Regions from separate parts of the Homo sapiens genome. Here region 2 is linked to region 1. A link is an interaction called in ENCODE POLR2A ChIA-PET data of the cell type or tissue named here. Cell type or tissue: endothelial cell of umbilical vein. All regions are shown on one strand. Links, peaks and the distances in the headings refer to the core of each region. The heading gives the core; the rest is flanking DNA.

Region 1 (5,378 bases), core at 50-5,049:
ACACTCTCTGGGTTCAAGGACTGCTGTCTCCTTCACCTGCTCTCCCCCGAGGACTCAGCACAATCTGAGCCTGCAGACGCTTCCAGGAGAGCTGCCCAAAGCGGATATAGCAAGAAATACAGGCAGATTTTAGATTTACCTTTTTCTTTTTCTGCTCTTCCAGTTTTCATTTACAGTTCAGACATTTTGCCAAAGTCACCTCCCTGTTACACATAATGACAATATTTTTCCACTTAACACATCACATTCCGGTCAGGGGACATGGCTTCATACACCCCCCAGGCTCCTCATTTTACTCATCCCCTAGGCTGTGTCTCCCCAGCCCTGGTGAAACTCAGCTGATAAATAACAGCACTGGGGTAGGGGTCCTGCTGTTCCATCTTGCAGTGGGCTCTTCAGGAATAACCTATGCCATGCAAGCAGTAACGCTGGCAATGCGCTGACTCTGATTTGTTTTTTTAGATAGGGTCTAGCTTTGTCACCCAGGCTGGAGTGTAGTGGCCCAATCACAACTAACTGTAGCCTCGACCTCCTGGGCTCAAGGGAGCCTCCCATCTCAGCCTCCTGAGTAGCTGGGACTACAGGCATGTGCCACCATGCTCGGCTAACTTTTAAATTTTTTTGTAGAGAGAAGGTCTCATTATGTTGCCCAGGCTTGTCTCAAACTCCTGGGTTCAAGTGATCCTTCCTCCTTGGCCTCCCAAAGTCCTGGGATTATAGGCCCAGCCTAAATCTGATTCTTTTTTTTTTTTTTTTTTTTTTTTGAGGCAGAGTCTTGCTCTGTCGCCCAGGCTGAAGTGCAGTGGTGTGACCTGGGCTCACTGCAACCTCTGCCTCCTGGGTTCAAGCGATTCTCCTGTCTTAGCCTCCCGAGTAGCTGGGACTATATGCGCACGCCACCACGCCCAGCTAATTTTTTGTATTTTTAGTAGAGACAGGGTTTCACCATGTTGGCCAGGCTGGTCTCGAACTCCTGACCTCAGGTGATCCGCCTGTTTTGGTCTCCCAAAGTGCTGGGATTACAGGCATGAGCCACCGCGCCCGGCCTCTGATTCTTAATAAATGAAATCTGACATCTAATTTTGAGTGGGCAGGTCTTAACCAGGTGTGGAGCTAAGAAAGCTTTGGAATCGACCTGTGTGGCTGCAGACAGACAAGGGCAAAACCCACTCCAAGTCTGCAGGTCCTTGAAAATACTGAACCACAGATGCTTCACCACCTGTTCCACTTGCCCTGACCCCATCCTCCTGTACATGGAGGAGCTGCAGAAGTTGCCAGAGACCAGGGAGACCACAATGCAAGCTTCTCCTCATGGGGCACAAATTAGGCAGGTGTTTCCCCTCCCACATTAGCCCACGATCTGTCAGATTACTCCGCTACGGAACCTGGGAAGAAGACCTCTCTCTTCCTGACCTCCAATAGTTTCCTCTAAACTGCATGTTTCATTTTTAACAGCTGAAAACAACAGTGCCCATCCACTCTTACTTTTCCCCTGAGCCACAGTTTTTGCATAAATGAATGACAATCCAATCCATCACTAGCCTCCCTGGGCCAGGTGGGGCAAGAAAGGAAACAGCTTCAGAAAGAGTATTGTCAGGCGGCTCCCCACAGCAGCACTGCCATCAGCAAGGAAACACTTCCCACGTATTCCTCTAACCACCGCCTGATGTTATATCCCAGTTGGAAGAGAGTGGCTGGAAACAGCTACTGCTTAGGAGGGTGTGCACACACGCCGTGGGGTTCCCTCCCAAGGACAGACCACCAGGGGCTCGGGAATGGGCAGAGTCCTACCGAAAAGGCCATGAGGCTCCGACTGGCGCCTCTCCGTGCTTCGATTTTGGTCCTTGTGTTTCTTGTTGCTCCTGAGGCTCCCAAAGCGCTTCATGGGTAGCTGTGGCCACAGGAGTGGCGACAGGTGAACATATCAGGACCCACAGAACCGGTGTCAGCCCCAGGTGGCCGGGAGCCAGAGGAGCATCAGCCCGACAGGCACAGGGCGCCCCAAAAGCTCAGAGTGGCAGCCTGTGCTCAGGTGACAGCCCGGGTTCAAGCGTCCTCACCAGGGGGTCTTCAGGGCGACCTCACCGCAGCCCCAGAGTCTGTGAGGCGCCAGGGAGTGGAGCCGTCCTGACGGGGCTGCACCTCCGGCCACAGCAGCTGGAGCGTCAGCCCGGCTGTCCTTAAGTAGCAAGAAGCTGCCGGAAGCGCAAACAGAACTTCGCAGGGGATTTGTTGATGTAGTTAAGGTCAGCTGCTCACTGATACTCTCCAGGGCTTTTTTTTTTTTTTTTTTTCTCCTTAAAATTAAAAAAAGGAGGGAAGACCAGATAGGCAAAGGAGGCACAAGCCTGCAAGTCATGTGCAGCCGTGCATGATGTCTCTTTAAACAGACTGTAAAAGGAAACCACCCTGGGCAGACAATTCTTGGCACCAATTGGCCAGAGCACATTCCCATTGTGACATGACATCACACAACTATTTTGATTCATGGGTTCCAGGGCCCCACGGGGTCAGAAGGCTCCGGCTGCTGCCGGGTGGAGAAGCCACACAAGTCCCTGGGCTGGAAATTGCTGAATCTACCCTGGCTCACGGTTCCACTCAATGAAAGCAGCAATGCCGTCTTCAAGGAGGGGATACAGCTCCCCGACTGGAATTTAACGGAAGGTCTTCGGCAAATGCGTAATTTGAGCTCTGGACTTGCTGAGAATTGCAGCATGACAGAGCTGGAAGAGATTTTAGAGAGATCTAGTCCAACTCCCTTCTATGACAGATGGGGAAACAGGCTCAGGACAGGGAGGTGACTTCCCCAAGATCCTGTCGCCAATGGTAGAACCAGGACTGGAGTTCTAATCTCCTTGACTCCTAAGCCAAACCGCTGATCAAGTAAAACCTAAAACATTTATAATTTGTATATGTTTTGCAACCAATAAAACAAACTTTGGAAGCAAAAGATAGAAAAAAAATCCTTGACTTTTTGTCTGATAGCCTCACTAAAGTTACCTGCTTTGCTACTAACCAGCTTTGTGACCATCAGAAAGTTACTTCCCATTTCTGAACCTCAGTTTCCCCCTTAGTGAACTAAGACAAGACCAGGTCATTTTAGGATTTAGTCTAGGGCCAGGCACGGTGGCTCACGCCTGTAATCTCAGCACTTTGGGAGGCTGAGGTGGGAGGATGGCTTGAGCCTAGGAGTTCAAGACCAGCCAGGGCAACACAGTGAGACCCCCATCTCTATTAAAAAAAAAAAAAGAGAGATTTAGCCTAGTTCCAACAGTCTGAACCTCTCATGGTAACTGATTCTTCCCAAATGACTATGCACATGAGGAGGAGACTATGTCAGACCAGTTAAATAACCCCCGAGCTAAAGATTAGTAGCCTGGGTTCTTCTGGCCGCCCACTAGGGTGGGATAACCTCCCAAAACTGCAACGCCATCAGTTTCTTCAGCGGAATTGTTATTATCTACGGCTCGTCCGAAAACAAGGGGATGGAGTGTGGGGTGGAAGCGCCCCAGCAGCTTGCCACTGGAGCCCAGGCCTCCTCAGGAACCACAGGTCCAGCCTCCCAACTTGGGTTGGGCTGCTTTTCATGCCTTTTCTCTCACCTCTTTCATTTACAGAGCTCAGTGCCACTGGAGTTGTTGGCCCAGTCACTGCAGATGCCTGATGAGATAAAGATGGCTCCACACTCGGGCAACAGGAAGGAGGGCAAGGGAAGTCTTCCATTCTATCCCCATGAGATGAAACCCTGGAAGCTCAGCTCCCACCCCAGATCTGCCATTCCCATGGGGCCTCCATCCACAGAAGCCAGAGATGCCCAGATCTGCCACTCCCACGGGGCCTCCATCCACAGAAGCCAGAGATGCCCAGATCTGCCACTCCCACGGGGCCTCCATCCACAGAAGCCAGAGATGCCCAGATGTGCCACTCCCACGGGGCCTCCATCCACAGAAGCCAGAGATGCCCAGATCTGCCACTCCCACGGGGCCTCCATCCACAGAAGCCAGAGATGCCCAGATCTGCCACTCCCACGGGGCCTCCATCCACAGAAGCCAGAGATGCCCAGATCTGCCACTCCCACGGGGCCTCCATCCACAGAAGCCAGAGATGCCCAGATCTGCCACTCCCACGGGGCCTCCATCCACAGAAGCCAGAGATGCCCAGATCTGCCATTCCCACGGGGCCTCCATCCACAGAAGCCAGAGATGCCCAGATCTGCCACTCACACGGGGCCTCCATCCACAGAAGCCAGAGATGCCCAGATCTGCCACTGCCATGGGGCCTCTGTTGGGAGCAAGCCCCCCAAAATCTGGCCATAAACTGGCCCCAAAACTGGCCATAAACAAAATCTCTGCAGCACTGTGACATGTTCATAATGGCCCTAACGCACAAGCTGGAAGGTTGTGGGTTTACGGAAATGAGGGCAAGGAACACCTGGCCTGCCCAGGGCGGAAAACCGCTTAAAGGCATTCTTAAGCCACAAACAATAGCATGAGCGATCTGTGCTTTAAGGACATGCTCCTGCTGCAGTTAACTAGCCCAACCTATTCCTTTAATTCGGCCCATCCCTTTGTTTCCCTTAAGGGATGCTTTTAGTTAATTTAATAACTATAGAAACAATGCTAATTATTGGTTTGCTGTTAATAAATATGTGGGTAAATCTCTGTTGGGGCTCTCAGCTCTGAAGGCTGTGAGACCCCTGATTTCCCACTTCACACCTCTATATTTCTGTGTGTGTGTCTTTAATTCCTCTAGTACCACTGGAGTTGTTGGCCCAGTCACTGCAGATGCCTGATGAGATAAAGATGGCTCCAGGCTAGGGCAACAGGAAGGAGGGCCAAGGGAAGTCTTCCATTCTATCCCCGTGAGATGAAACCCTGGAAGCTCAGCTCCCACCCCAGATCTGCCACTCCCATGGGGCCTCCATCCACAGAAGCCAACCGGGTTCGGGTCTCCCCAGCTGAGCTGGTCTCGGTAGCCTCCATCTGCAGGGGACACACACCAGCTCCCAAGAAGCCTGCTCGGCCCCGGCATGGCTCCGGTGTAGCTGGAGCTGGTTCTAGCATTTCAGATCCCATCGACTGGTAGAGCAACTGCTCACGTGATTGGACCTGACCTATTAAAGATGTGTAAGTGTGCTCTTCCTGCCTAGGGGACCTGACCCATCTCTGTCTAGAATGACCTCATAGTCATACCATTGCTTAGCCGATCAAGAAACTATGGTCTCAACTTTTCTCATGCAATTTCTACCAAATTGACTGAGTAACAACTGTCTACTTGGTGCTGTGCTGAATGTTGTAAGGTCAGGGAGTCCTATAAGGCATGACCCAGCCTTTATTTATTTATTTATTTATTTATTTATTTATCTATTTTTATTTATT
Region 2 (5,378 bases), core at 299-5,298, 230 kb before region 1:
CAGTATGAGGAAAATGAGATATGAAATAGAGTATACTCATCCGTCAGCCTGAATGGTTAAAACCATTCATATTTTATAAAGATAATTTCTTCAAAAGTTCTTAAAATCTGCGCTGACCTCATTATCAACACCAATTCACTCCTCACAGTATCTGGGCTGTCTAATATGGCAGCCAGTAGCCATACATGGACAGTAAGTACCTGAAATGTGCTCAGTTCCGACTGAGATGTGTCACAGTGTAAGTATGACAAATGTACAAATATCAACAATATCCATCACATGTTGAAATAACATTTTGGACATACTGAGCTAAATTAAGTATATTAATTTCACTTATTTCTTTTTACTTAATATGCCTACTGGAAAAATCTAAAATTACATTAGGTTATATTTTTAGTTTTTTTTTTTTTTTGAGACCTCAGCCTCCCACTTTTGTAGAGACAGGGTTTCGCTGTGTTGCCCAGGTTGTTCTGGAGCTCCTGAGCTCAAGTGGTCCTCTCACCTTGGGTCCCAAAGTGCTGGGATTCTAGGCGTGAGCCACTGCACCAGGCCAGATTGTTTCCATTGGGCAAGGCTGCTCTGTACCCTTGTTTAAGGGAATAGGATCATATTATTTGTATAAATTTAGCTCCCTAAATTTGTGCTCCAGAAATACTTCCATAGAAGTCTAAAAAAATTGGAAGGTAGGCTCATTTTGTGTACAGCTCAATTTTTTAGGACACTGCTCATACAGAAACATGGTTAGATTAAGAAAGCAATTTATTATTATAAAACATATTCACACATTTTTGTAGCACTCTTATGCAGAATGAAAAGATCTAGAGAAAGAGTCCAACTCCCCCTCCCAGCAAGCAGGAATGACAAACATCCTTGTAGTAAGACACTGCCTGCCTGAGTGGGCAACGTGAGCGTGTGGGGCCACCCGGGCCCAGCAACCTCATTTGTCTCTGGGGCAACAATCCTGCGGTGTGAGGGTATGCTTGGTCAAATCCTTGGGTGACACAAGGACCCAGGGCCAGCAAACCCTCAGAACCCTACTTGTAGGCACAGCCACCTGTCTTCGGGACCATGGGAACTGTGCCCTGTGTGGGTGGTCGCTAGGGCCTCTGTGGCCAGAAAGCAAGGAAAGTGTGTGGATCTGGCAGGTGCATAAATAAATCTGGTCCACCCCTTAAACTTGCTCCTGTTCCATCATTTCTGATTTTAGCCAATGGCAACATGACCTACTCAGGCACTCACATGAGAAATCTGAAGGCTACTTCACAGCTTCCACATTGGTCTTGCCCATTCTCCCTCTAAGGAAATCTCCCATGTGCGTCCTCTTCATCTCATCTACTCTGCGCCTTGGCTGGTCTTCCCATTTCTACTCCCTTACCACCCCTCCCACTTCACAGAACAGCAGGAGGATGGAAGCCAGGATCAGCACACTACAGACCAGGGGCCAAATTTGGCCTACAGCCTGTTTTGGTTTTGTACAGTCTATGAGCTAAAAATGTTTTTTTCATCTTTAAGTGGTTGGAAAAAGAAACAGTATTTCATGATACTGAAAATCAGATGAAGTTCAAGTGTTATATCCATAAATAAAGTTTTACTAGCACACAGCCACACCCACTCGTTGATGTATTGTCTGTGGCTGCTTCCGTCCTACAAAGGCAAAGTAGAATAGCTGCAAGAGAGGCTACATGGCCTGCCCTGCAAAGCTTGAGATATTTACTATCTGGCCTTTTACAGAACAAGTCTGCCAGTCCCTGGTATAGATCATCGTCTTATTTGTTGCTTAAAACCCTTCAGTCACTTCCCACAGTTTCTAGGAAAAAGTCTAAAACTTTTCACAGAGCAGACAAAACTGTTCTTGAAGGACAGTTGGCAAACACATGAGTCCCGACCTCTCTCATTACTCACACCTCACCCTTCTCATTCACTCAGTGAGCCACACTGCCTTTCCTTTAAAGACAATTCTCCCACCACCCCCATCCCCACTTGATGATCAAGTTAGCCCTGCCTTTGATTATTTCTCTCAAACACCTATCCCAACTGTATTTAAGTAACAATCGTGTAGTAGCTGATTAAAGACTGCCTGCTCTGGAGCCACTGCCTGAGTTCAAAATCCTGGCTTTGTCACTTAACAACAGTTTGACATTGGGCAAGTCACATAAACTTTTTGTACTTCAGTTTCCTTATCTGCAAAATAGGTGTAACAACTGCACCTACCCGAGTTTAAAGGCTATTAATACATGTGCATTAAGATTGTACCCCATAACAGTAAATGCTTCAAAAGCACCAACAATTATTATTCTCAGTAGCAGGAACAAGTTCCTGTGGCTCTCAACTAGACTGAAGCTCCTTGAGGGCAAGGATTATAACTGTCCTAGCTTTTGTGACTGGTACAAAGTAGAGCATTTATTCAAATGCTTAATGAACACCTAATTTGAATAACACATAACACTCACAAACTGTCCTCTTCAACCAACAGTTGCAGTGATTCAATCTTTGGGGGCCTGGCCCAAATGTTCTCTTTCAAACAAATGCCAAATGTGATTGAGATTTTAAAGCCAGCAAAATACAGGTGCAGTGGCTCAGCCTGTGATCCCAGAACTCTGGGAGGCTGAGGTGGCTGGATCGCTTGAGTCCAGGACTTCGAGACCAGTCGAGGCAACAAGTAAGACCTCATGTCTACAAAAAAATAAAAAAATAGCCAGGGCATGGTGGCACACACCCATAGTCCCAGCTGCTCGGGAGGCTGAGGCGGGAGGATCCTTGAGGCTGGAAGGTTGAAGCTGCAGTGTGCCGAGATCGCGACATTGCACTGCAGCCTGGATGACACAGTGAGACTCCGTCTCAAAAAATAAAAAATAAAAAAAAAAATAAAGCTAGCAAAATAGGCAGACACATTTATATCTAAGACACAGAAGTCTTAGAAAAGCATTTCATCTCATAAAACTGTATTAACTGTAAAAGCCCATATTTGCATCCCCATTCACAAATTATGTACTATGCCATCAGGTAGTTATTAACATTCAACTCTCAATCCTGCAAAAGGTGGGATGGTGTATCTTGCTAAAACACCAACTTCTCTTTCAAATGTCCATGAGGAGTCCTTCTGCAAACATGTAAGCACAACAAAAAGAGAAATGCGGGAGAGAAAGACTCAATTCTACTACAGATAAGACGCAAACCAAGCAAGCATGACACTTCGGAGTGAATTCTATCACTATCTTTAAACTGCCCTGCTTTCTTAACTTGCCCATAAGAGCACAACGTAAAGGCTTTTCTAGCACTTCCTGTTCTAAACTAATACCAGTTTAGATTTAAAGCTCCAATCCTACAGGAACTCCTTTTTTTTTTTTAATAACCAGAAGCCCAACATATATTGAAGAAAATTAAAATACTAAAATAGTATTCCAGAACCTTTAAAATGTTAGATTTCTTTTTTTTTTTTTGAGATGGAGTCTTGCTCTGTCGCCCAGTGGCGCGATCTCGACTCACTGCAACCTCCCCCTTCGGGTTCAAGTGATTCTCCTGCAGGCCTCAGCCTCCCTAGTAGCTGGGATTACAGGCGCCCACCACCACGCCCAGCTAATTTTTGTATTTTTAGTAGAGACAGGGTTTCGCCAGGTTGGCCAGGCTGGTCTCGAACTCCTGACCTCAGGTGATCCACTCGCCTTGGCCTCCCAAAGTGCTGGAATTATAGGCGAGAGCCACTGCGCACAGCTGATTATATTTAAAAATCAATCCAGCAATTCATGTTAAAAGGACTCAGCAGTTTGCATTCTCACAGTTAGCAAGAATGACGTGACGAAGATAGACCGTGAGTACTGTATCAATGTTAAGATTTCATTTGGTACTTCAGAATAAATTAGAACTAAGAATGAAGGTTCCTTCAAGTATGATCCCTAAAGATTTCATAATACTCTCACTTGCACAATCATGTGCAAGTTCAGTTCTGATTTATTCAAGTAACTAAGAACAATCCAGCCATGGACACTATTACAGTTGTTTGCGAACTTGTTATTCTGAATCTTCACCCAAGAAAAGCATTGTGCATCTCTGACCTTCCACAATCACAGGTAGAGGTGGCAGTGTCTCATTCTGTGATAAAGTTGCTATTTTTACTTGTGTACTCCTCCCCACCTTCATCCTGATACTCGTATTTAAAAACTATATTATTAGTATATGGGTCTCTGGTATCCTGCTACTCTTTGCAATTTTCACTACTCTCTGGGAGCCTCGCCATCACCAGGTCCAAACACAACTCATCCAAAAATGCAACACAATCAGAGGCCAAACCAATAGGCACACAGATATCATAACTCTCCTGATGTTCTCTGGCCTCCCTCGTGCTTCCTTCCATTCTAACCACGCCAAGTTCTTTCCTGCCTTGCCATCTTTGTCTCTCACAACGCTACAGGGCCTCTCCTAGGAGGCTCTTCTAACACTGTGGGAACCATATCGCTGTGAACAGCATTTAGGATGCAGTCACTGTCAATTCGATTTTGCACAGCAGTGAACAAGATCCTAGCTTACAACAGTTTAATGGTTCTCAAAGGGTGGTCTGTGGACCTCTAAGGGGTTTACCAAAATCTTTTCAGGGGTCTCATGAGGTCAAAACGATATTCATAGCAATATTAAGTTATCATTTGCCTTTTCCACAAAGTTCCCATTTGTACTAAGGGTGCAAAAGCAATGGTAGGGAAAACTGCTAGCTCGGCACCCCTTGGCATGAATCAAAAACAGTAGTTACAAACTGAGTGGTAAGTCACTGTATTCTTTACTACCATGCATTCACAGTGGGAAAAGAGCTGTTTCTACTTAACAGTGTCCTTGAAAAAGCAGTAAAATTATATTAAATCTTGACCCTTTGGTACCTGTCTTTTTAATATTCTGCACGACAAAATGAGATGTACACATAAAGCACCTCTGTTACATACTGAAGTATGATGGTTGTTTCCAAAAAAAGCACTTGTGCAGTCATTTGAGAAGTGATCTGAACTGGCCACTTTTATCATGGAATGCCTTTTTTACTTGCAAGAATGATGACAAACTATCATTATTGCAAATGTGAATAGCTGGCAGACATTTTCTTGGAAATTAAAGAAACAAAACAGTCAATTCAAGTAAAAACTGGTAGCATGTTGCCAAGGAAATTATTTGAACTCAAGGAGGAAATTAGAATTTTGGAAAACTTGCACCACTCATAGCGAACAGTGTTCTAAAACTTAAGACTTTGCAGAGATTGGTGGTGATATTAACAAATGTGATTTTTAAAAATGCTTGTATAATAAAATGTGTCAACATGTGGAAGATCTGCGTAACGATGAACAAATATTTTCCAAATGACCAGTAACGCTACAAAACCAGGCATGGTAGAAGATCCATTC

Evidence for each region. Peaks named below come from ENCODE experiments on the same cell type or tissue, not always from the same donor. Only the 100,000 strongest peaks of a DNase experiment are listed, where the experiment ranks them.
Region 2: POLR2A ChIA-PET joins it to region 1 with 5 read pairs; 8 of 35 experiments call an interaction of 5 or more read pairs at or near these places.

What each region holds. Positions count from the first base shown.
Region 1 is chr7:151,734,109-151,739,486 of GRCh38, forward strand. The region is part of intron 3 of PRKAG2 (protein kinase AMP-activated non-catalytic subunit gamma 2); the gene reads right to left. Among named protein-coding and RNA genes, the nearest start is that of PRKAG2-AS2, 70 kb to the right of the region's middle. RefSeq lists an enhancer at 1,277-1,934. In endothelial cell of umbilical vein, for the core only: no CTCF peak of the experiment used is centred there; a DNase peak (open chromatin) is centred at 2,493; H3K4me3 peaks cover 1,124 bases; H3K27ac peaks cover 1,896 bases.
Region 2 is chr7:151,508,238-151,513,615 of GRCh38, forward strand. The region is part of intron 1 of RHEB (Ras homolog, mTORC1 binding); the gene reads right to left. Among named protein-coding and RNA genes, the nearest start is that of RHEB, 9.0 kb to the right of the region's middle. In endothelial cell of umbilical vein, for the core only: no CTCF peak of the experiment used is centred there; no DNase peak of the experiment used is centred there.